2 separate regions of the Homo sapiens genome follow, and region 1 is linked to region 2. A link is a loop called in an ENCODE intact Hi-C map of the cell type or tissue named here. Cell type or tissue: spleen. All regions are shown on one strand. Each heading gives the region's core, and the rest is flanking DNA. Links, peaks and the distances in the headings are about the cores only. Region 1 holds the start of LCE3A (late cornified envelope 3A). Region 2 holds the start of LCE3E (late cornified envelope 3E).

Evidence for each region. A loop is a pair of places that touch in the nucleus more often than their neighbours do. Peaks named below come from ENCODE experiments on the same cell type or tissue, not always from the same donor. Only the 100,000 strongest peaks of a DNase experiment are listed, where the experiment ranks them.
Region 1: it touches region 2 in a loop (3-fold over the local background); 19 of 110 quality-filtered maps call a loop at or near these places.

Annotation. Positions count from the first base shown.
Region 1 is chr1:152,616,167-152,628,375 of GRCh38, forward strand. LCE3A (late cornified envelope 3A) reads right to left here and starts at 6,937. Exons shown (of 1, transcript NM_178431.1): 1 at 6,668-6,937. The coding sequence starts at 6,937. The coding sequence ends at 6,668. In spleen, for the core only: no CTCF peak of the experiment used is centred there; no DNase peak of the experiment used is centred there; H3K27me3 peaks cover 3,306 bases.
Region 2 is chr1:152,565,360-152,577,568 of GRCh38, forward strand. It overlaps LCE3E (late cornified envelope 3E), which reads right to left and starts at 1,421. Exons shown (of 2, transcript NM_178435.4): 1 at 1,379-1,421; 2 at 295-870. The coding sequence starts at 849. The coding sequence ends at 571. In spleen, for the core only: no CTCF peak of the experiment used is centred there; no DNase peak of the experiment used is centred there; H3K27me3 peaks cover 1,254 bases.

The DNA.
Region 1 (12,209 bases), core at 2,648-10,647, 51 kb after region 2:
AGCTGGAGGCATCACGCTACCTGACTTCAAACTCTACTATAAGGCTACAGTAACCAAAACAGCATGGTACTGGTACCAAAACAGAAATATAGACCAATGGAACAGAACAGAGCCCTCAGAAATAATGCTGCATATCTACAGCTGTCAGATCTTTGACAAACCTGACAAAAACAAGAAATGGGGAAAGGATTCCCAAAACTGCTAGCCATATGTAGAAAGCTGAAACTGGATACCTTCCTTATACCTTATACAAAAATTAATTCAAGATGGATTAAAGACTTAAATCTTAAACCTAAAACTATAAAAACCCTAGAAGAAAACCTAGGCAATACCATTCAGGACATAGGCATGGGCAAGGACTTCATGTCTAAAACACCAAAAGCAATGGCAACAAAAGCCAAAATTGACAAATGGAATCTAATTAAACTAAAGTGCTTCTGCACAGCAAAAGAAACTACCATCAGAGTGAACAGGCAACCTATAGACTGGTAGAAAATTTTTGCAATCTACTCATCTGACAAAGGGCTAATATCCAGAATCTACAATGAACTCAAACAAATTTACAAGAAAAAAGCAAACAACCCCATCAAAAAGTGGGCGAAGGATATGAACAGACACTTCTCAAAAGAAGACATTTATGCAGCCAAAAGACACATGAAAAAATGCTCAACATCACTGGCCATCAGAGAAATGTAAATCAAAACCACAATGAGATACCATCTCACACCAGTTAGAATGGCAATCATTAAAAAGTCAGGAAACAACAGGTGCTGGAGAGGATGTGGAGAAATGGGAACACTTTTACAATGTTGGTGGGACTGTACCATTGTGGAAGTCAGTGTGGCGATTCCTCAGGAATCTAGAACTAGAAATACCATTTGACCCAGCCATCCCATTACTGGGTATATACCCAAAGGATTATAAATCATGCTGCTATAAAGACACATGCACACGTATGTTTATTGTGGCACTATTCACAATAGCAAAGACTTGGAACCAACCCAAATGTCCAACAATGATAGACTGGATTAAGAAAATGTGGCACATATACACCATGGAATACTATGCAGCCATAAAAAATGATGAGTTCATGTCCTCTGTAGGGACATGGATGAAGCTGGAAACCATCATTCTCAGCAAACTATCGCAAGGACAAAAAACCAAACACTGCATGTTCTCACTCATAGGTGCGAATTGAACAATGAGGACACATGGACACAGGAAGGGGAACATCACACACCAGGGCCTGTTGTGGGGTGGGGGTAGGGGGGAGGGATAGCATTACGAGATATACCTAATGTTAAATGACGAGTTAATGGGTGCACACCAACATGGCACATGTATACATATGTAACAAACCTGCATGTTGTGCACATGTACCCTAAAACTTAAAGTATAATTAAAAAAAATAAAGGCCTGACTTTTCTTGGATGATACCGTGGGAGGAGTGATTTGACCCTGTAGCCCACAGTTTCCATTGACGGTGATGTAGAGAATCAGAAAATCGACAAGAATGAGACCAAAGTGGATGGAGCATGTGGAGGCAGAAAGAAAGGTCTGAAGGATGAAGATCAAGTCAAGCTGCACATAATGGACCTTAGGGAGGGAGGTTAGCTGAAGTCAGTGGATTCTGAAGCAATTGGAATTGAAGTTTTCTCTGACGGGAATGCTAATGAGAGGCTCTGTGCTCTGAGAAAACAGAAAAAAGCGGACATGATGAATGCTTCTGGGGGTACAGATTACATATCTGTAAATTTCTTTTAAGATATTTGAGATAGAATTGAACTCATTATTATTTTCTGTCGTGTGTTACTTTTTGAACTCAACAATAATGAGACACAGCCATATTCTAGTTACCACTGGACTCTAACTGGGCAGCTCCTGCCCCAACATTGGAATATGGCAGTGTTTTATCTCTACTCCAAACCAAAGTGATTGATGTGAATCATCAGTGCTGCTTCATTTTGATAGCTGGATTTTGGAAATAATGTTGCAAAACTGGGGACTGTTCAACCCAAGCTATGATGGTTCTTGAGATAACTTCAGAAAGATGAAAACAAATCATATAGCTGTGGCTACAGTCAAAGCAGAAACTTTTGAGAGAAATTAGAGGTTGAGCTTGGACATTTTAGACAGAGAATAAGACCTATATGATACTTTGGGAATTCAACTGATTATAATACTTTTTTTAATTTCATTTTTAAAAAGTGGCAAACTGGAAAAATCAGTTTTGCTCCAATATATGTGGACACATTATTTCTTAAGAAACTGGAATGAAAAGTGTCAAAAGGAACCATAACTGAAAGTTGAAGTCAAATCTGCTCTGCTAGTCAAATCACTTAACTGGCTGAGAAGGGTTCTCTGAGAAAGTGAACAGAGATTTGAAGCTTACAATTGAGTAGACTTGAATCAATGTAATAGGCTTCTTGCTCTGGTACACTTAAGACATGCTTGGGAAGTACTTTTTAAAAGTCAGAATTAAAACACATAATGGAGAAAAAAGGAAAAGGATGGGCAAGCTCCTTATGGGAACACCTGAGTCCCACATTCAGCTAAGTTGTACATGCAAAGCCACAAGCATTGATGAAGCTAGTTGGCCTAAAATTCACAGGAATTGTGTGCATTTCAGGGTGCATAGAGACTGAGATTGCACAAACATTTGATGAGTGTTGGGGTGATCAGACCCAACACCAGGCTGGGGGGGGGCTACGAAGTCCGGTGGAGTCAAAGGAATGAGAAAAGACCAGTTAAGAAATAAAGTGGGACCAGGGGGCCAATGCTAGTATGGAGACTGCAAAGGCCCCGAGCTCTGGGAGCCCATGCTATTTATTTGTGATCAAAGAAACAGGTGGTGAGGATGTGGGGGTTGAAAGGAAGCAATGTATTAAGTGAATGAGCTACAGCTGTGATGGTTTAGCATTTTCTTTGAAACATATGGCTACTTGCAATAATGGGAATGCTAGAAGCGAGGAGCCAGCAAGTCTAGACACATTCCAGAGGCCACAAGGGGGTTTTAGATCCTGGAACCCAGACATGTTCCAAGCCCTGACTCAGCTTGTCTCCCAACACTCAGCTTTTCTCCCAACAATGAGTGTATCTCCCATGCCAGGTGCCACTCTAGGCATTGTAGATACAATGGGAACAGATGAAGTTTCTTTTTACTTGGAGCAGACATCGACTGGGCATGTTGCAGGCTGACATTTTCCTTGCTCTGCATTCAGTTGGATTATCATACCCTGTGTGTCATGAGTGTCAGTGTAGGTGAGATAAACCTTGGAAAAACATTAAGGCATGAAAGTGGTGAATTTTGGGGGGACTAAGAAAGCTATCTAGTGGCTATTGGCACCTCAGCAGAGCCAACAACTTTAGAAGGAAGAACATAAGTTGCTGATGGCAGAAAATCAGTGGGTGTCCTATTGTTACATAACAAATCACCCCAAAACTTAGTGATGTGAAACAATACACTAAGTGATTGGAATGACAGCCATCTTGGTTTTCTCACAATTTTATGGGTCACAAATTCAGAAAGGACTCAGCAGGGCAATTCTCATTTCATGCATTTGTCGTCAGATGTTGATTGGAGCTGTGGTCATCTGAAGGCTGACTGGGCTGGACATCCAAGAAGTCTCACTCAGATGGTTGGCTGTTGATGCTGGATGCCAGCTGAGCCCTCTTCTGGGGTTGTCACCTGGAGGACCTACATCTGGCCTCTCTTGCATGATGGTCTTAGAATAGCGAGACTTTTTACATGGTAACTGGCTTCCCCAGAGACAGCCTCCTAAGAGGACCAGGTGGAATCTGCATGACCTTTTGTGACCCAGCCTTTGAAGTCACATAGCATATTTCAACCATATTCATTTGGTTAAAGGAGTTACAAGCCCGCTTAGATTCAAGGTAAGTGGACATAGGCCTAACTTCTCAATGAGAGGAATGTCAAAAAAAATTTGAACCATGCTTTAAAATCATCACAAATAGGTATCAGCCAAATCCTCACCCTCTTGTCAGTTCACTCTACATGTTGCTGAAGCCCTAGTATAAATTAATGTTCCCACAGTGTTTTGAAAAGACTCAGATTTTGGTCATGCTTGTAACATATTCAAGCTTTGAAGAGGGTGGCCACTCCTATAACCTTTATGGAACTAGAATGTTCAGAACTATTGCTGCAATAATGATGTCTTACCAAAATATATCAAAGTTATTTACATATGCCAGATAATTATCTAATTCCTGGCCAACATGGTGAAACCCCATCTCTACTAAAAATACAAAAATTAACCAGGCGTGGTGGCTCGTGGTAGTTTCAGCTACTCAGGAGGCTGAGGCAGGAGAATCACTTGAACCTGGGAGGTTGCAGTGAGCAGATATCATGCCACTGCACTCCAGCCCTGGAGACAGAGTGAGACTCCACCTAAAAAAAATTAAATGCAATGGGAAAATAGTATACATCTGTCATTTATATTCAGCAGAAACACTGGTGAAATAAACTTAATTACCACTATTGTCCATCACTTTATTTTTTCTCCCATCAATTATCATTCAATCCCTCCTTTTTCCTAAAGCGTTCTGGCCAATGTGATATGAGCATCCCTGTGTCTGAACCATTCCTATCTCTTGGATCAATAGTGCAGTCAAGTAAATGCTGAAGCAATGTCTGTCATGTCACAGATCTAGACTGCTAGATTTGCAAGTCTGTCATGTCACAGATCTAGACTGCTAATTGGTGGCTCAGCTTTTAATTCCAGCATTTCTGGTTCATTTTGCCTTTATTTTTTAGCTTTGTTTTCCCCTAGACTCTTCAAGGTTTCTCCTGGTATTTAAAAGAGGGGAGGCAATGGGAATGTCCGACTCCAGTGCCCATGTTCTTGGCCTGCACACTATTCTGCCTCCCATTATCTTAGCTTGCTTCCCTTTCAGATCCAACTTCTCTCAAAGGGCAGCTTCATTTCCTCCCTCTGCCAGGAAACCTTCTGCCCAGGGACTCCTGGCTCTTGGGTCCCATTAGTTCCTCTTAGTCACTTTAGCTAGGCCATCACAGGACCATCAAAGGTCATTTTGCAGGCCAGAAACCTCACCCAACACCCACAAATGATACTAGTGACAATGTCTGGACACTTCACTCTTGTCAGGGAAACAGGGGGTTACCATCCAAAGGATAAGTCCCATGGACTTCCCACACACTTATGTAACAGTCCATATCATTCCAGCTCATAAGTGGATTGCTGACTTGTCAGTCGGCATCTCAAGGATGGGAATCATATTTCACACATTTCTGAGTCCTTTGTGTCAACATATATCTGAACTGTGTCCTCAATTCCTGTTGTTTGAATGAATTAATTAATGAATAAAATAGTATAGACAATTAGTTTTCAACAGTCTTGATAATCAAGGCCAGATATTTGGGTGTTACAGGGACTTCCTGGTTCCCTTCTATCAGAAAACATCTGGGCATCTACTGAATAATTATTGAATTTCCTACTGAGGGGCTAGAGTTTGAAGAGCTGTTACTTGGAGTAGAGTCCATCACTATCATCACTCTCCATGTCCCATCTCCTTTTTTTCTGATTCTAAATCAAAGTAGGAGGAGAAAATACCTTGATCAGCAAACATTCTGAGCCAATTCATCCCTGCCCAAGGCCCTGTTTCCCTGCTGCCCTTAGGTTAGCAAAAACGTGAGCTTAGGGTCATAGGGTCAGGGTCTGAGAAAGACGGTGAGGGACAAGGGGAGACAGATAGGTAGATAGAGATAGATAGATAGATAGATAGATAGATAGATAGATAGATAGATAGATAGATAGAAAACAATGATTTACTTTTTCATTTCTTCCAGGGATCACTGAGCTGAGATGTCCTGAAAGGAAAAACTAACAGCACTGTCAGCCCCCTCCCAAGTGCCTAACCCTCAAGTATCCTTTTGGTTGTTTGCTGCCAGTCTATTTCTGTTGTGGTTCCAGCTCTGCAGGAAGCTGCTACCGGAGTCACCATGGGCCCACAGATCCCACTGACATGCCCAACAGAGCATTCTGGAGGCTCCAGTTGCTGCCACAGCTCTGGGGGCTGCTGTGGTCCTGGGTCATGAAGACTACAGAGTATCAGAGTTGGAGGAACCAGAGGACCAAGGACCTGCTCCCATCTGGAGCTTCTCTTCTTCTCTGCCATCTAGGGCTGAGCTACCAAAGTGTTTTCGGAAGGATCTGAACGGGCCCAGTAAGCTCATTCCCTTTGTTTTCCAGAGCTCTGTGTTTATTTCCAACTCATGCTTCTGTCCTTGACCTTGTGAAAGACTGCTCACCTCATTCCCACACTAATATACAACCCCCCTAAAAGGGTTTTGTGAGTTGAGGGGTGTATGACCCACTTGTGTCTGTTCCTAAGATAGGCCTATGTACCCAATGTGGGGCAGCCCCTGTAAGGCAAAGACGGGAACGCACTGGACAGAGCTTGCAACGAGAAAGCACAGCTTTATTCTTCACAGCACAGGGATATTAAAGAAGGAGGGAAAACACTAAGACCAGCAGGATAAATCCCCTGGGGGAGTACTTGAAACTCATCAAGGAACATCTCAGTAGGAAAGAGGAGACAGGAGCAAAGAAGCACCAGGCTAGGGCTGGTTCCAGTCATTTTGGCACTTTCTTTTCTCAAATATTTTTACTTAATCTCGTGGCTCAGGTCAGCAGCAGCCCGCAGAACTGTGGCCACAGCTGGAGCTCCCGCCTTGCTGACCACTTCCCCTGTCACAGGAGTTGGAGCTCTGGCAACGGCAACGGTGAGACCTGCGGCATCTGTGGTGACTCAGGCAGCAGCTGCGCTCGGAGCTGGGCCCACAGCCCCCAGAGCTTGGGGCACAGCTGGAGGAAGCTGGAGGCAGACACTGTGCTGGGCTCTTTGCAGGGCACTTGGGCGGAGGCTGGCACTGCTGCTGGTTCTGCTGGCAGGACATCTAGGCAGGAGGTCAGGGAGCCTGGGCAAAATAAAAGCAAAGCAAAATACGTGTCAATGCAGGTTTCAGGCCAGGGCCTCCTCATGCTTTGGTTTAATTGTGGATCCCTTCCCCTAAACTCAGTCTGCCCTCCAGCTAAGACCTGGGGAAGGGGAATGCAAACGGATCTGAAGTTAAACCGGCCTGATACTGCCCCTTCCTCCGGCCCTCTCCCCTGCCTGGGAGGCAGCTGACACTCCTGGGTGGGCCTCTGGGGCTCCTGCGCACGCCCTGCGGGGCCTGTCACACCTCCGGACCCGATGCGAACAGCTCCCCCTGCAGGCGTCCCGTGAACACAACGCCCATGACCCTCCAGGGTGGCGTCTCTCTGGACGCCTGTGAGCGCAGGGTGTGAGGAGGCAACGCATCTCTGCGCACATGAGGAAAAGGGGGTTCAGAGGTCGCAGCATCGCGGAGCCCCTGAAGTGGCTCGCAGACTTGTCTGTCTTCCTCACTATCCCGCCCATCTCCCATCCCAGTCCCAGCCGGCCACCCACCACAGCCTCTCTGCCGCCTCCACCGTGTCTGCCTCCTCCCCTCTCCTTGTTGAAGCACAGACGTGTTTGCGCAGCCCTTTCAGCCCAGGTCCTCTCGCCAGCTGGACGCTCACCTGGTTTGGTGGAGGCAGGAGAAGGTTCTTCCTGAGGTGATTGTGGACTGAGGAACCCAGGGCCTCAGCCCTTTTATCCTGGGTATTATGATGCACAGCCCAACTATGTGTCCTCCTTTGCTCCCCAAAGGGAGGGGAAGCACCACACACTCCCAAGGACCAGGCTTTCAGCATATTCTTAAGGCGCATATTTTGAGGAATGACAAAAGGGAAGCAGGAAATCTCGATGACGGTCCAATTATCCACCGTTCAGGCCCTCTGGCTGCTGTTCCACTTTTTTTTCTTCATTCAGCTCACATGCTCTGAAGCCAGGGTACGTCCTTTGTGGGGCCTGGTAATATGGGGACAAACAGAACACATTTCTCCCCTTGACTAGCTCACAGCTTTTCAGAAGGCCAGATGGACAACTGAGCAATTAAATCACATCCTATGTGCTAAGCGACGCAGCACAAGTGTGCACAAACATGGCAGGCTGGGGTCACTGCCTTTGGGTGTCAGTCCCCATTGCTTTGTGGATTCCTTTACATAGGTGATGGAATCAGCCCCTGTGTCCTGAGATGTTGGCTGCACTGAGCTCACTGGACCTGGGTTGAGTAAGGGGTGGAAGAATGGAGCTGGGGCCATGGCTTGAGAGGTAGTGTCTTCAGGGAATATCATGGCATCTTAAAGGTGGCATTGGGCACTGTGGGGGCAGAGGGGTAGAGTGGAGGGAGGTGCAGATGGTATAAAAATGTGACCTCCATCTGTGGGATCAACAGAAATCACACTTAATGGGAAAAAAGGGGCATCCGTTTTTGGCTGTCTGTGAAATGTGCAAGGCTGAATTTAATCCTATATATTATGTTAGTAATTCATTAAAATTTCTTTGAATTTGTTGATAATGATGAGGTTGATGGGGTTGTATGCATTTCACTTAATGAATACCTGTGATAATGCTTGAAGTTTGTATATGATGAATTCATAAAAATGGAATATTATTTACTATTTGGTTTTAGTTATATCAGTGATAAATTTATCAGTGAATTCATCTCTAATAATACAATACAATATGCCATAGCCTCTAAATAAAAACCACTGTAATGAATTTTAAAATAATCTTTATTATACTATATATTCTTCCAAGGAAAATAATCACAATTGAGACAATATTAAGTTTCTAATAATCATGAATTTAAATTATATTGTAATTTTAAGCAAAATGTTATTTTGATCAGAGTATATGAAAGCCTGAAGATGCTTGTTCTTTGGTACAAAATACACTGCTAGAGGATATTAGTTCCTTCTTCCCCTTTGCCTATCACTCCACTTTGAACAAACTGCAATACCATGCATTCTTTTAAGAGTTCTATGAGGTCAGGAGTTCAAGACCAGCCTGTTCAACACGGCAAAACCCCGTCTCTACTAAAAATACAAAAATTAGCTGGGTGTGGTGGTGGGCATCTGTAATCCTAGCTACTCGGGAGGCTGAGGCAGGAGAATCGCTTGAGCTGGGGAGGCAGAGGTTGCAATGAGCTGAGATCGCGCAACTGCACTCCAGCTTGGGTGACAGAGCAAGACTGTCTCAAAAAAAAAAAATAGTTCTGCAGAATTATGAATGGAAGAGTGGGAATTCCTGGTGGAAAGCTGGTGAAAGGCTAGGACAGGTGTGCCAGAAGCATGTTTTTAGGAACATGCTGAATGGGGTCCTCAAGGCTTTGTTAAGTTTTAGTGTCAGAGCTATGCTGGAAGTAACTTTGCCCTTATATCCTTAAGTACTCCTACTTCCTTCCCTCAGAGGATATAATAATAAAAAGAGACAATTGCAAAGGATGTGAATGGGCACTTTTGAAATGCCACACTGGGTGTTGTGAATGAGAAGAGCGTAAAGGAAACATAGATCTCTTCGCACTGCTGCACTGACTTTGCTGGTGGAATGGGTGTGAGAGAAGGACAGGAGGGGATCACCTTGAGGGAAGCATGCTGTTAGTGAAATCTGGGCCTCCTGCAGACTTAATCCTTGTCTGAACCAAATGCCTTTTCCAGACACAGCCCAAAAGGTTGAGGAGAATGGGCTGTGATACCTTCAGAGCAGGGAAAGTACTTATCTCTTGAATTGTTGGTTCACCTAATGCTCTTCTTCTGAGACTGCCAGGCCCAGATCAGCAGCAGTCCTACTGACCTGTGGCAGCAACGGAAGCTCCCACCACTGACCACTGCAATACCATGACCATAGGTAGTAACACTGGTGGGATCAGCTCAGGCATCTGAGCTGCTCCTAGAGCTGGAGCCATGGTGAGATGAGCCTGGAAGAGGACTTGGAGCTGGTCAAAGGTAGTCACTTTAGAACGCACTTGGTGAATTACTTAGGAGTGAAGCACTTGATAGGTGTTTGGTATGGCTGATGGCTTTATTGGCAGCTTATCTCAGCAGGATCTATTTAGCACCTATTCAGATGCATCAAATAATAATAAAAAATGTTTCCTTTTGAAATTAAAATCACATTTTGTAGACAATATATAGGTAAAATAAACAAGTTTCAGAAAGAAAATTTTTTACCCAGATTAATTTCTTTAAGATTTCTTTTTCTCTAGATAAGTATAGATAGGTAGCCATATACATGTATTCATAGATATACATGGCCCGGGCCAAGCTCTCGGCTACTTGCAGAAACTCAGCCAAGGGAGGTTGAATAGTGGCTGGGCTGAGAGTCACTTTGCCTTGGCCTTTAAGGCTATACAATTCCAGGGCCGGTTCCTTCTCTGTCTGGACGTCTCTTTATTCTCCAATCTCTTTCCTTTTTTTTTTCTTGTTCCATCATTTTCACCTTTTCTTCTAAGACTTATGAATCCTGCCACAGTGAAACTTCCCTAGTTTCAGACAAGAACTCCTACCTGTGGAGGCAGACTGGAGGAAAGGCTTGTGATGAAGCTCCCTTTCCTGGGAGATCCAGGGCTGGGCTCTGAGGTGTGATATGGCTATCGGTGGAGCAGGTCAAGCCTCTTACACTTGCAGGGCAGGTAAAGGCTCTTCCTGGCATCCTGTGCTTGCTCATTCCTCCTGTGGTGGCCCCATGGAAACTCCCAAGTGGTTGCTTTTTGTTGCCAATGAGGAGATGAAGTTTTGCCAAGGAACACCCTTTCCTCAGGCTTAGTCCCCACTGAGCAGCCTGGGGATTCCCAAGAAGCCCGTCATTGGATTAGAGATTATATGACTCCAGGTATCCATGTGTCTGTCCCTTCTTAGGAAACATCTAGTCACACCCTCTCCTTTAACTTATTTGAAAGAGGGCAGGAGGAAGGGAGATCAGTTGCTGGCCAGGGGACTGACAGAACAGAATGGATTTGTAGAAAAGCATATTCAAGACTTAGTGACTCATTGTCTGTGCAAGATGGAGGATATGAATTAGCCAAGATTATGTTATTAACTCTCCTAATGATTAGGAGCATAGAAAGCTTTCTTTAGAGAATTTTGAGGTTGAGGTCACAGAAGGACCTTGAAGTGGATATAGCTTCAGGATGTTTGAAGAAATGGGGGTGGAGGCTTATGATCTACTGGTCAAGAAAGTCCTGGAGGGAAACTTCTGAATCACACTCTGATTATTTTCTTGTATTCTCCTCCTTCCTTCCATCCCTCCCTCTTTACCTCTATTCTTTTCTTCTTTCTTCCTCCTTCCCTCCCTCCCTTCCTCTTCCCTCCCTTCCTTTGCACCACTAACCAAGAACCAATTTGGTCTATGAGACCAAACAAAGCCAGTGAATATCACACATGATGTTTCTGTTGTCACTGCAGCCCCAATCAGCTAAGAGTGGTGGGTGGGTACAAAAGTATCTAAAACTTTAAACCACTGATATGAAGATTCATGGAAGCAGTGACCACCTTGTCAACAGTGTTCCTAGTAGCACAGTGTTCCTAGTAGTTCCCAGTTTATGGTACAACAGTGATTGTCCCTGGGCATTATGGGACACATGGCTAGAGACTTTTCATCCTTCTGCTCTGAGCACACCCATCTACACACATTCACCACATATCCATACACATAATGATGCTCCATTATGACTATTCCTGTCAAACGGAATGAGGGAACCACAGAAGACATCACCAAGGCCATTTTTAGATGATTCAGTGTCTTGACTATCTCATTGGAAAACAGTAATTCAAACTTCAAACCTGTGCAAGTGTCCCTTCCTTCCTTTGTTCTTTCCTTCCTTCCTTCATTTTTTTCTTCCCTCCCCCTTTCCTTCTTTCTTTCTTTTTCTTTTCTAATTATTATAAGATGGTTTTCAAATATTCCACTGAACTTTGAACAACTTGGGGAGATCCTTATGTTATCATCTTTGAATTTCTAAGCAATGATGAACTGAGAATTGTCTTTATGGAAGGTGTTTAATTAATCTTTGCTGAATTAAACTCACAGCTCTGAGAGGATAGCGGCCATATCTGGGAACAGAAAATCAGTGAGAACTTGGAGACTGAAAAAAGAAGAGTCACAGAGGCCAAGGGCTTGGCTAATGTCAGGAATTCCCATGGCACATGCTCTTGCTCTTGGCCCGTGTCTGGCTTCTGACAGCTAAGTACCCTTGCCCCACTAACATGCTCTGTTCTGCTTATGACTACTGTATTTCCATGCTCCCCAGATGAGACTCA
Region 2 (12,209 bases), core at 2,233-10,232:
GGAAATTCCCCAATTGTATTAATGTCCTCTCAGATTTTACAGGAAAAGTCAATTTTTGCACTGATACCCTCTTTGAGTTTGAGGTTGAGTTTCAGGGCCTCAAACCAGCACAACCTGTGTCGTTCTCTCCCTCCCACTACAACATAAAACTCTCCCCTTCCCTTCCATCAGTGGAGCGGGGTCGGATCCACTATGTTTTCCTGGTGCAGAGATAAGGTTTGGCTCCTGAGCTGGGTTGTACTGACCAAAGAGCTGAGGAGAGAGACTGTGAAATGCCCAGTGGGACGCTGGTGGTAATGAGGACAAGGAACTTTATCTTTTTTACGAGGTTGGGCACAAGCACTGCCAATCCTTGGCAGGTACAGGGGTAGGGGGACATATGACATCCTGTACATAAAACAAGAAGTGCCTTCTGGGGAGAGCTCAGATCCCCCACAGGAAAACCTCCAGCTCAGCCTGTGAAAGTCAGAAGAGGGTATATGGGAAGGCATGCGTCAGATGGGGCTGTTCTTGGCCTCTTGGGATTCTTGTTTCCTCCAAAGATCGCTTGTCTCAGCATCAGGATCTGGATCAGCAGCAGCCCCCAGAACCGTGGCAGCAGCCAGAGCCCCCGCCTTGCTGACCACTGCCCCTGTCACAGGAGTTGGACCTCTGGCGCCGGCATCGGTGGTGGCGCCTGTGGTGGTTCAGGAAGCAGCCGCCCTCGGAGCTAGGGCCACAGCCCCCAGAGCTTGGGGCACAGCCAGAGGAAGCTGGAGGCAGACACTGTACTGGGTTCTTTGGGGGACACTTGGGTGAGGGGCACTTGGGTGGGGGTTGGCACTGCTTCTGGTTCTGCTGGCAGGACATCTTGGCAGGAGTTGAGATGTCCTGGAGAAAACGAAGCCACTTCTTAGTTCAAAATCTACAGTCCAACGTCTCTAAGACCAGCTGCCTCCTGAGGCAAGAGCTGCAAGAGGGTGAGGGAAGCTGATGTGGAGCTGGTGGGATATGCCAGATACTTCTCACATTGCTCTCCACCCGGGACAGATTGCTGTGAGTCTAAGTGGGCACGTGTGTTTCTGTTTCTCCAAAGAACCCCTAGGGAATGCACCCTTTTGGGAAAAAGAATTCTGTAGAATGGATGTTACAGGAAATGTGCCTGCCTGAGTAGAAAGAGGATGGGAGGGAATTGTGAGCTCTGTGGCCTTTGCAGGTCATGGAATTGCTGTCAGTTCCTGCAGGGTCTCCCTCCTGCCCCCTTCCCCCATTGCTGCCCTCTCACAGTCCTGTATCTGGGTCTTTGTTTCAAACCTCTCTGTTTCCATCTCTTCTGCTATGGCCTTAGCTTTCTGTTCTAACATCCCATATCAAGCCCTGTCCCCTGCTGAATACTTACCAGGTGCAGAGAGGCAGGAGAAGGCTGTTCCTGAGGAGACTGTGGAGGAGCCCAGGGCAGGAGTGCTTTTATCCTGTGCAGGGTGTGTGATGCACAGGCTGGGCATGCTGCTGCTTTCACAACCAGGGGAGGTGACAGCCAGGCACACCCTTGAGACTATCCATTCATCACCTTCCTGTGTACTCACCAAGATGCCTGACAAGAGGGAACCAGGAAGGTCTGACGCCTGTTTACCTTCACCTCATTCAGGCCTGCTGGGGGTTGCAATCCTACCTTCCTTGAAGCAATTGTTTTTATCACCACTCATTAGTAGTCACTCCTTATTCCACATTGCCCCTCTGGCAACTAGTAATCAATTTTTTGCCTGTATGGACTTGCCTATTCTGGACACTTCATATAAATAGAATCATATAATATATGGCATTTTGCATTAGCTTCTTTCACTTAATATATTGTTTAAGATTTATCCATGCTGTAGCATGTGTCAGAACTCCATTCTTCTTTATGGTTGAGTAATATTTCACTTTATGAATTTAGCACGTTTTATTTAACCATTCATCAAGTGATGGACATTTGAGTTAGCTCCAATTTTTGGTTATTGTGAATAATGCAGCTACAAACTTAATCTTTATTATTTCCTTCCTCCTGCTTTATGTTTAGTTTCTTCTTTTTTTCAGTGTTTTAAGGCAGAAGGTTAGGTAATTGATTTGAGATTTTTCTTCTTCCTTAATGTAGGCATTTGCAGCCATGTATTTCCCTGTAAGCATTTCCTTTGCTGTATCCCATAATTTTTGGTATGTTGTATTTTTATTTTCATTCATCTCAAAGTATTTTCTAATTCTCCTTGTGATTTCTTTCTGAACTCATTGGTTGCTTAAGACATTTCTGAATTTTCCAGTTTTCCTTCTGTTATTGATTTCTAGTTTCATTCTCCTGTGGTTACGGATGATACTTTGTATGATTTCAGTGTTTTAAAATTTAATGATACTTCTTTTATGACCCAACAAATGGTCTACCCTGCAGAATGTTCCATGTGCAATTGAGAAAAATGTGTATTCTGCTATTGTGGTTGGAGTGTTCAACAAGATGTCTGTTAGATTTAATTGGTTTATAGTGTTGTTAAAGTCTTCAGTTTGTTGATTTTCTTCCTAGTTGTTCTTCCATTAATGAAAGTGGAGTATGAAAGCTTCAAGTATTATTGTTAAATTGTTTATGAGTTGTCTGTTTCTCCCTTCAATTTTGTTAGTCTTTGTTACATGTAATATGGGACTCCATTGTTAGGTGCATATATATGTATAATAATTATTTCTTTAATAGATATGGATCCTTTTGTCATTATAAAATGTCCTCTTTGTCTCTGCCATTAATTTCGTCTTAAAGTCTATTTCGTCCAGTATTGTATAGCCACTCCAGATCTCTTGATTACCATTGCATGGTGTATGTTTTTCTACCTTTTACTTTGAATCTATTTTGTCTTTGAGCCTAAAATGTGTGTCTTATAGATAGCATATAGTTAGTTCATGCTATTTTATCCATTTTGCCAGTCTTAGCCTTTTGATTGGGGTATTTAATCTATTCACAATTAATGTAATTACTATTAAGGTAGAATTTATGTCTACCATTTACTATTTATTTCCTATATATTTCATAACTTTCTTTGCCCCTCTTTTTCTTCACTATGGCTTTGTTTTTTATTGAACAGGCATTTTCTAGTATACCCTTTTAATTTCAATGTTATATATTTTAGTATATTTTTTGAGTTATTTTCTTAGTGGTTTCCTTGGGAGTTCTTATTAACATCTTAACTTACAGTGATTATAACTCAGATCAATACCAACTTAATTTTGATAGCACGCAAAGCTTTGCTCCTGTGTAGGTTTGTTCCCTCCCCCTTCTGTATACTGTTATTGTCATATAAATCATATCTTTACATTAGAAGGCCATCAATGCAGTTCTATAAGTATTTCTTTATGCAGTTGTCTTTCAGATCAAATTGGAGAAAAAAGACTTAAAAGCACAAAATGCATTTATACTGTCTTTTATATTTACCATGTAGTTAACTTTACAAATGCTCTTCGTTTCTTCATAAAAATTTCAAATACTCTCTAGTGTTATTTCATTTCAGACTGAATTAATCCTTTTAGTATTTTTTGTAGAGTAGGGTTTCTGGAAACAAATTTTCTCAATTTTTGTTTATCTGGGAATGTCTTAATTTTTGGAGAATAGTTTTGCTGGATATAGAACTCTTGGTTTACTTTTTTTTTCTTTAGCACTTTGAATGTGTTATCCAACTGGCTTCTGTCCTCCATGGTTTCTGATGAGAAACCAGCTGTTAATGTTATTATTAATTTTTTTTGTATATGATGGGTCTTTTCTCTTTTGCTGTTTTAAAAATTCTCTCTTTGTCTTTTGACATTTGTACTATGGTGTGTTTAGGTGTGGAGAGGTTTGACTATACCCTGCTAGGAGTTTGTTGATCTTCTTAGATGTGTAGATTAATATTTTTCATCAAATTTGATAAGTAATTAACTGTTATTCCTTTGAATATTCTTCCTGTCTTTTTATTTCTCTCATCTCCTCCTGGGATTCTTATTATAAACATGTTGGTGGGCTTGATGGTTACTCACAGGCCTCTGAAGGCTCTGTTAATTTTTATTCAATCTTATTTCTTTCTGTTCCTCGGGTTGGATAATCACAATTGACCTATCTTCAAGTTCACTGATTTGTTCTTCTAGTTCAAACCTGCTGTTGAGCCCTTCTAGTCAATTTTAAATTTCAGTTATTATATTTGTCAAGCCTCAAATTTCTATTTGGTTGTTTTAAGAAATTCTTTTTAATTCTTTGTTGTTATTCTCTATTTGGCAAGACAACATTCTTATGTTTTCTTTTAATTCTTAAGACGTAGTTTATTTTAGTACTTTAAGCACATTTAAAATAGTTGATTTTTATCTTTGTCTAGTAAAACCAATGTTTAAACTTCTTCAGGGACAGTCTCTCTTGACTACCTCCCTGGACTTTGCCCCTTGTGTAGGTCATACTTTCTTGTTTATTTGTAGCTTTCTTTCTTTTTTGGTTAATAATTGGACATTTAAAATGATATAAAATCCTGGAAATCAAATTTCCCAACCCTCTCTGGGGTTTGTTGCTGTTTGTTTTCACTGTCCATTTGCTTCATGACTTTCCTGAACCAATTTTGTAAAATCTGTATTCTTTATTGTGTGTAGTCATTTAACTCTGTACTCAGTTAGCTTAGTAGACAGAGATTTCCTTAAATGCCTTGAGTTAATGTCTTTCAACCTTTGCTGAGGACCTCTGTGTGTATGTTGGGGCATGTTTTCAAGACTTCAGAAGACAGTTTACAAATCTGTCTTAGGTTTCATTTCCTGCTTGGATGGAACTTCAAGATCAGTCAAAGTTGAGATATTAGGGTCTTCCCAGGTCTTTTCTGTACATGCACACACCCTGTAAGTCCACATAGTCTCCTAGATTTCCAGAAATGTGTCATAGATTTTTAAAACTCTCTATGAGAATCTCATTCCTCAGATTTTCCATCTAAGTTTTTGGTCAACTTCTGATTTGCCCAACTATTATCACCATCACAGGCAGCTGTGATGCTAAACATTTTTTACTGATTGTTTTTGGCAAACACCCTGGGGTAAAAGCTGTTTTCAGTGAGAGAGTTCTGAGTCAACTGGAATGAAAACAAGCTTGGCTAGTTGGGATTTCTAGGGGAAATGGGAATGGGATCTTCATTATGTGCCATATAGTCAGATAATGACATTTCTCTAGGGATGGGGTTTTTGGATAGTTTCAGATATGTTCTGTTACCTCCATGTGCTACTAGCATTTTAGATTTCAAGACTATTATGGCACTGGGAACAGGGAGATGATAATAGGGCAAGTTAAAATGTCACAAAGCTCACTGCTCTTACCCATATTCAACTGCTTTTCTTAAGTGAACACTCTAATATTTTTGCAAGCCTTTGGTAAATCTCCAGAGTTTTGCAAAAGTTGATTTTCACAATTTTTCATTTTCAAGGTGTTTTTAATGGAAGAGCAGATTTTTGGAGATCCTTGCTCAATCATTCCCAACCTTGTCTTCTTAAGTGAAAACATGAGTCCCTAGTTTTTCATCTGGGTCACAAACTTCACATCCAATAAGCATTATTATTTTGAGATATACAGCTCTTCTCATCACCACAGAGATGCTTCCATATAATATCCAGGTCATATATGAGAAAGTAAGATTAAGCTTTTCCTGTTTTATTGAGATTTGACAAAAATAACTGCCAACTTGTAAACAATAGGCACAAATAACTCTCCACCTTATAAAGAGGTTGGAAGGAGCCCTGAGATGCTATCACTCTTCTCTTGTTATAGTAATGAGAAGTTTTCAAAACTGGATAGAATGCTGTGGATTTTCCCCTTACATTTCACATGGGGAAGCAACAGGTTATTACTCTTACCCTCCACTAGAGGAAAAGTCATAGAAATTTCAAGGGGACAAATTGTAGAACTTATCAATGCCTAAAAAACAGAAAGACTTGGCCAGTAGCGGTGGCTCATGCTTGTAATCTCAACACTTTGGGAGGTGAAGGTGGGTGGATCACTTGAGGTCAGGAGTTCAAGACCAGCCTTGCCAACGTGGTGAAACCCCATCTATACTAAAAATACAAAAATAGCTGGGTGTGTTGGCTGGTGCCTGTAATCCCAACTACCCAGGAGGCTGAGGCAGGAGAATCGCTTGAACCAGGGAGACGGAGTTTGCAGTGAGCTGAGATTGTGCCACTGCACTCCAGCCTGGGCGGCAGAGCAAGATTCCATCTCAAAACAAAACAAAACAAAACAATAAAACACACACACACACACACACACACACGCAAAACCCAGGAAGACTAAAATTTCAGGTCTCAGTGTCATCATTGGACTTGCTGAACAGTTCTCTGGCTATTCTGGAGAGTGAAAAATAATTGGAAAGGGAAAATGGAAAGGAGAATGGGGAAAAGAGAAGCAGCCAGTCCCTTACTGCTTGACATGGCCAGAGTTCATGAGTTTCCCTGAGCCAGTGGACAGTTTGGAGGGCAGCTAGGCATAGCTGTACTGCCACAGTCCTGCTGGGAATGTGGCTATCAAGGCAAGAGGCCTGTACCAATGGGGCTAAGAGTGCAGGGGAGTGTCAAAAGAGGCCAAATTTTTCACATCAGGTCACTGTGCTAAAGGTTCCTTAAAGAAATCAGTCATTTATCTGGTAAGAGAGCCCTCATGGGTCAGCACAGAGAGGATGCAGCCACTGAGAGACACTAGCAGTACCAGCCAAATATGAGATATTTGCTTTGTCCCCCCTTTTCTCATTCCGGCCTCAAAACAGTGCAGAATAAAGGGAACCCGCAGGGGAGAGGAGGAGGTGGACAATAAATGATGGAACTAACCATGTCTCTTTTCCACACACTAGATGCCTGTTTTCCACACAGTCCTTTAGGAGACAGTTGGGCTGTGCTGGGTTGGAGAGGGAGGAGTTAATATTCTTATTCTGAGTTATATCCAACTGGACAGGATAGGATGCTTCCTGAATACCTGAAAAATGATTAGAAAGGCCTGAAACACACTTGAGATATTATCAAAGTAGAGTCAGTATAACATAGTAGAAGACAGAGACTAGAGGAAAAATAAGTCACTATTTGTATCTGACACTGAGTTCAGACTACTTAATAAACTTCAGAGGCCCTTGGAAGATTTTCCTGCCAAGGATCTCTCTTGGTTCTTCCTCTCTTTCCAATATCAGTCAATAAATAAATCAATACTCAATTTCATAAATTGCATAATATTTTTTAAACTGCATTTAGGAAAACATTCCTTCTTGGAGCTAATTATCACTGTAAAATCAGGGCTTTGTGGTGAAAAATGTGAAAGACTTCAGATGTCAACAATGAAAAGTTTTGTCTCCAAACTCCATGTCACCCTCAAAACCTTCAGTTTCTGTGAGCTATCTTGGGTGGTCTGTGACATGATCTTTCTTTACTCTTGAGCTGGGCTCCAATTTTCAGTACAGGTCATGGTGGGCCTGGAGTGCTGAGGAATGGGTCAGACCTCCAATCATCCAGGGGGCTTTGAGTTGCTAAGAGTGGTGTAGGGAAGGCAGATAAAGTTGAAGAAAGTTTTGTTATTTCAGAAAGTCACATATAGAAAGAGGAGATGGGGGTCGGGGAGGTAGGGAGAAGATGGATGCCAGGAGATCAGGGAGGGTGGAATTTCTGGAGAGAAGAGAATCCTCTACCTCAGAAGTTCTCAGCTTTGGCTGCACATTGGCATCATCTTGGAGGGTTTTTTAAAAATACAAAACTCTGAGTTTCATCCCTCAAGACGCTGGTTGGCTTGGGCTAGGCATCAGGGTTTTAGTATCTCCCAGGTGATTCTGATGCACAGTCAGGTTTGAGAGGATCAGATCACATGAGGTGGAAGAGAAAGAATTGGAGGTTGGAGAATGAGATCACCTGTGGGCTTACGTGCATACGTACCTATTGTCCACAAAACAAACAAAAAATTCTTTGGCTACAGTACTAGTCTCTGGCTGGTCAGGAACTGGCTGATTTCTCTAGTCTCAACTTCTACTATCCTCTTCTACTTCTTTACCTGTCTTTGTCACACCAAGGGGTCTGAGGCTTCTCCCTGGGCCTGAGCTGGGGGGCACCTTAGTGACTGAAGCTTGGTGCTCAGGGAGTGTCTGTCTGAACACCTTGAGGAAAGAGGCAGATGTCTCAGGAAGTTCTAGTTCATAGACTCTCTGGACAGGATCTTGTTACCAGGTTCTATGTTGCTTGCTTATAGGCTGCAGGGTCCTGGTAGTAGGCGGGGGGGCGGGAGGTGTGGGGGAGGAAAGAGTAAGTTTTTCTAAGAGAAGGATCTGGGATGCCCCAAGACTGTCCGGGTACCTATTTCTTAAGTTTGTTTTTGGTGTGTTTTCTTCTCTTTCTCCCATCCTCTTTTGCTCTCCCCCTCTCTTTACATTCCTTCTTTACTTTCTTCTATTCTCTAAAAAATGAACAGATATTACACAGTGGGCATGGTGATAGATGTGCAATCCATTGGATGGTGGACACACCTAATTATAAATAAATGAGATGTGGTTCTGGTTGAGTAGCTCACCTTGTAGCAGGGCAGACAGACAGGTGATCAAATGACTATGACCCAAGATGATGAAAGCTACATAAAACATGTGTTGAGTCCTGAGGCTTATGCAAGAGCTTTTGGCTATCAGTCTCCTGTCTCCTCAGTGTGCCCAGAGGTTGTCATTTGGTATCACTTGAGAGTAGTTGAGGTGAGGTCAGCAGCCTATAGGAGCTGATGATGGGCATGGAGCAGGAACAAAGGGATAAGGAGTCTGACCTCCCCTTGCAGTTTATGGTCAGAGAGACACAGAGAAACTCATGAAACCTAGGAGGCAGAGGTGTCCCTGCAGAGAGAAGGGGGATGGACAAAATTCCTGTCTGAGGACAGAATGTGGTGGATAGAAGCGGCCAGAATAATAGGTTCATTAAGAACATAGGTTGGGGAGTCAGATATTTCAGGCTTTGTTTTCTTATTTCTTCAGGTGATAGTTGTCATAAGGTAAAGGTGTTTGAAGAGAGAAAAAACTACAATGGAATGAAAGCACAGTGGACCACGGATGTTAGAGCTGCAACCAGAGATGGAGATAAGAAACTAACCTACATCTGATGAACGATGTGTCAGTAAGCCACTCACTTTGTAAGTTTCTGAGTTGCAGACATGGGTCAGAGAAGAAGGTGATTCACCCAGGCTGGGATATTCAGGGAGAATTTATCTGAAAGGTAATTATAATTAATTGAAGGTGAATAATTATAGATACATTTTGTAGTGTTATTATGTATACCTGATGTAATGCAATTGATGTGTGACTAATGCCTGTAAAAACTGCATTTGAATCAGCTCTGTAGAATTTTCCTATTGCATTTTATTATAACAATAAAGACGCATTTTCTTCTGAAATATAAGCATACTCAAGAATAAGACAAATCTTTTATATCACACAGGTAATTAACAATATGTATTTTTTTCAGACAAATACACCAGTGGTTCAGAATAGAAAGCCAAAAAATAAGGCCACACACCTACAACCATCTGGTATTCAACAAAGCTGACAAAAACAAGCAATGGAGAAAAGACTCCTAGTCAATACATGGTGCTAGGATAACTGGTCAGCCATATGCAGAAGATTGAAACTAGACTCCTTCCTTACACCATATACAAAAATCAACTTAAGATGGATCAAAGACTTAAATGTAAAACCCAAAATTATAAAAACCCTGGAAGACGACTGAGGCAATACCATTCCAGACATAGAAATGGACAAAGATTTTATGACAAAGACACCAAAATCAATTGCAAAAATGACAAATGGGATCTAATTAAACTAAAGAGCTTCTGCACAGCAAAATAAACTATCAATACAGTAAACAGACAACCTACAGGATGGGAGAAAATCTTTGCAAACTATGCATCTGACAAAAATCTAATAATATCCAGCATCTATAAGGAACTTAAGCAAATCTACAAGAAAAAAAACAAACAAACAACCCAATTAAAAAGCAAGCAAAGGACATGAACAGACACTTTTCAAAAGAAGAGGTGCATGCAGTCAATAAGCATATTTTTAAAAAGCCCAACATCCCACTGATCATTAGAGAAATTCATATCAAAACCGCAGTAAGGTATCATCTCAAACCAGTCAGAATGGCTGTCATTAAAAAGTCAAAAAATAGCAGGTGTTGTAAGGTTGCAGAGGAAAAGGAATGCTTATACATTGTTGACGTGAGTGTAAATTAGTTCAACTGCTGTTGGAGACAGTGTGGCTATTCCTAAAAGACCTAAGGACCAAAATACCATTCAACACAGCAATCCGTTACTGGGTATATACCCAAAATAATATAAATCGTTCTCTCGTAAAGACACATGCACACATATGTTTATTGCAGCACTACTCACAATAGCAAAAACATGGAATCAACCTAAATGCTCATCAAAGAGAGACTGGATAAAGAAAATGTGATACAGGTATACCATAGAATACTATGCAGCCATAAAAAAGAGTGAGATCATGTCCTTTGCAGGAACATAAATGGAGCTGGAGGCCATTATCTTTAGCAAAGTAAGACAAGAAAAGAAAACCAAACACTGCATGTTGTCATTTGTAAGTGGCAGGTAAATAATGAGAACACATGGACACATAGAGAGGACAACAGACACAGGGACGTACCAGAGGGTGGGGAATAGAAGGAGTGAGAGGACCAGGGAAAATGACTAATGGGTACTAGGCTTAATACCTGGGTGACAAAATAATCTGTACAACAAATCCCCATGACATAAGTTTACCTGTATAACAAACCCGCACATGTACCCCTGAACTTCAAATAAAAGTTAAATAAAAATGCACGGCTTTTGAGAAAACATTATTAGTACAGTAAATGTGTCTGTTTATCCTACTACAGGAAAGCCTATAGTTGTGGCTACCCACTTTGAGATAAGGTCTAACAGGAGGAAAATGAGAGTACCTTCATACTACTGGTGCAAACATTATTTTTTCCACTGGCAGTGGTCTGAGAACATAGGCCTTCTAGTGCACTAATATTCTTCTCATCACCACTAGCAACTCATCCCTTATTCTTACTTGATTGCTGTCTGTGGTATAAAAGTAAGGTGTTACTACATGAGCTTTTTGCAGTAGCAAAGCCAGTATATTTAATCATCAATGTTGTTCTCAGGCTAGTGTCTTTCATTGTGTTTATCAAAGCTACACTGCTGCCTCCTCAATCCAGAGATATGGGAAACCAACTGGATAGAGGGGTGTTGATACCTTACTTTGCTGTTTTACAAGCAAATCAGAGGACTGTCTTGAATGGACCCACTAGATTGGAAGTTCCCTGAGAACATCTTATTTTTTCATTTTCTCTAATGTATCTCCAGTATCTATAGAGGTGTCAGTATATAATAGATGTTTAATAAATAGTTTTTAAATAATGAATGATTAATTATTAATTATTGAATCCTAGGCTGGGTTGAGGTGGTCTTTATTAGTGACCTGTTGGGGTCCACTTTTAGGGGCAGCATCATGAACTGCATAACATCTATCTTTGACTGTCTTGGTATTGCAGGTTCAAACTTCATAAGTTGGTCCAACTCCTATTTCTTCTCCCTCCTGAGTGGACTCACAGTGGGTGTAAGAATTGGCGGACAATTTGACATCAAGAGCTTGACCTTGGTAGGTGCTTGGAGCCTCCAGTCCTCTTTCCATAGACTTTGATGGCAGGCTTTATTTCTTCAAAGGCTGGATCTTTTCTCTTTCAGGTGATATGCAGTTAGGAATTTGTCTCATGAATTCTAGTCCTGCTCTAAACAGTGGTCCTCAGTTTCTGGACTAGTGGAGTGGTTCTGGCTAGATCTGTGGGCTCCTTGGTGTGGGGTCCATGTGGCAAGGCCTCACACACAGGGTAGCAACTCCAACCTCCCAACCAACCTTATGCATTCTCAATATTTTTGAGACATATTTGAATCATGACTTGACACTGTTTCTGTCCCATGGTGGAGCGCTACCCAAGAATGTCTCCAGTTTTGAGTAACAAGCAGCTTGTGGTGATGAATCAAACAGGACGGCTGTGGTTCCTACTTTCAGCAACTGTGCTGAGCTGGAGAGTAATCAGAACTGGTTAGAGTATTTCTCACATCAGACTCCTTGAGAGCCCTTTTCTTTACTAAATTTCAGAGATTTTAGAAATCCTGAGTTCTTAGACTTTGCAGTAAAAATAAATAGGCAGTTTGA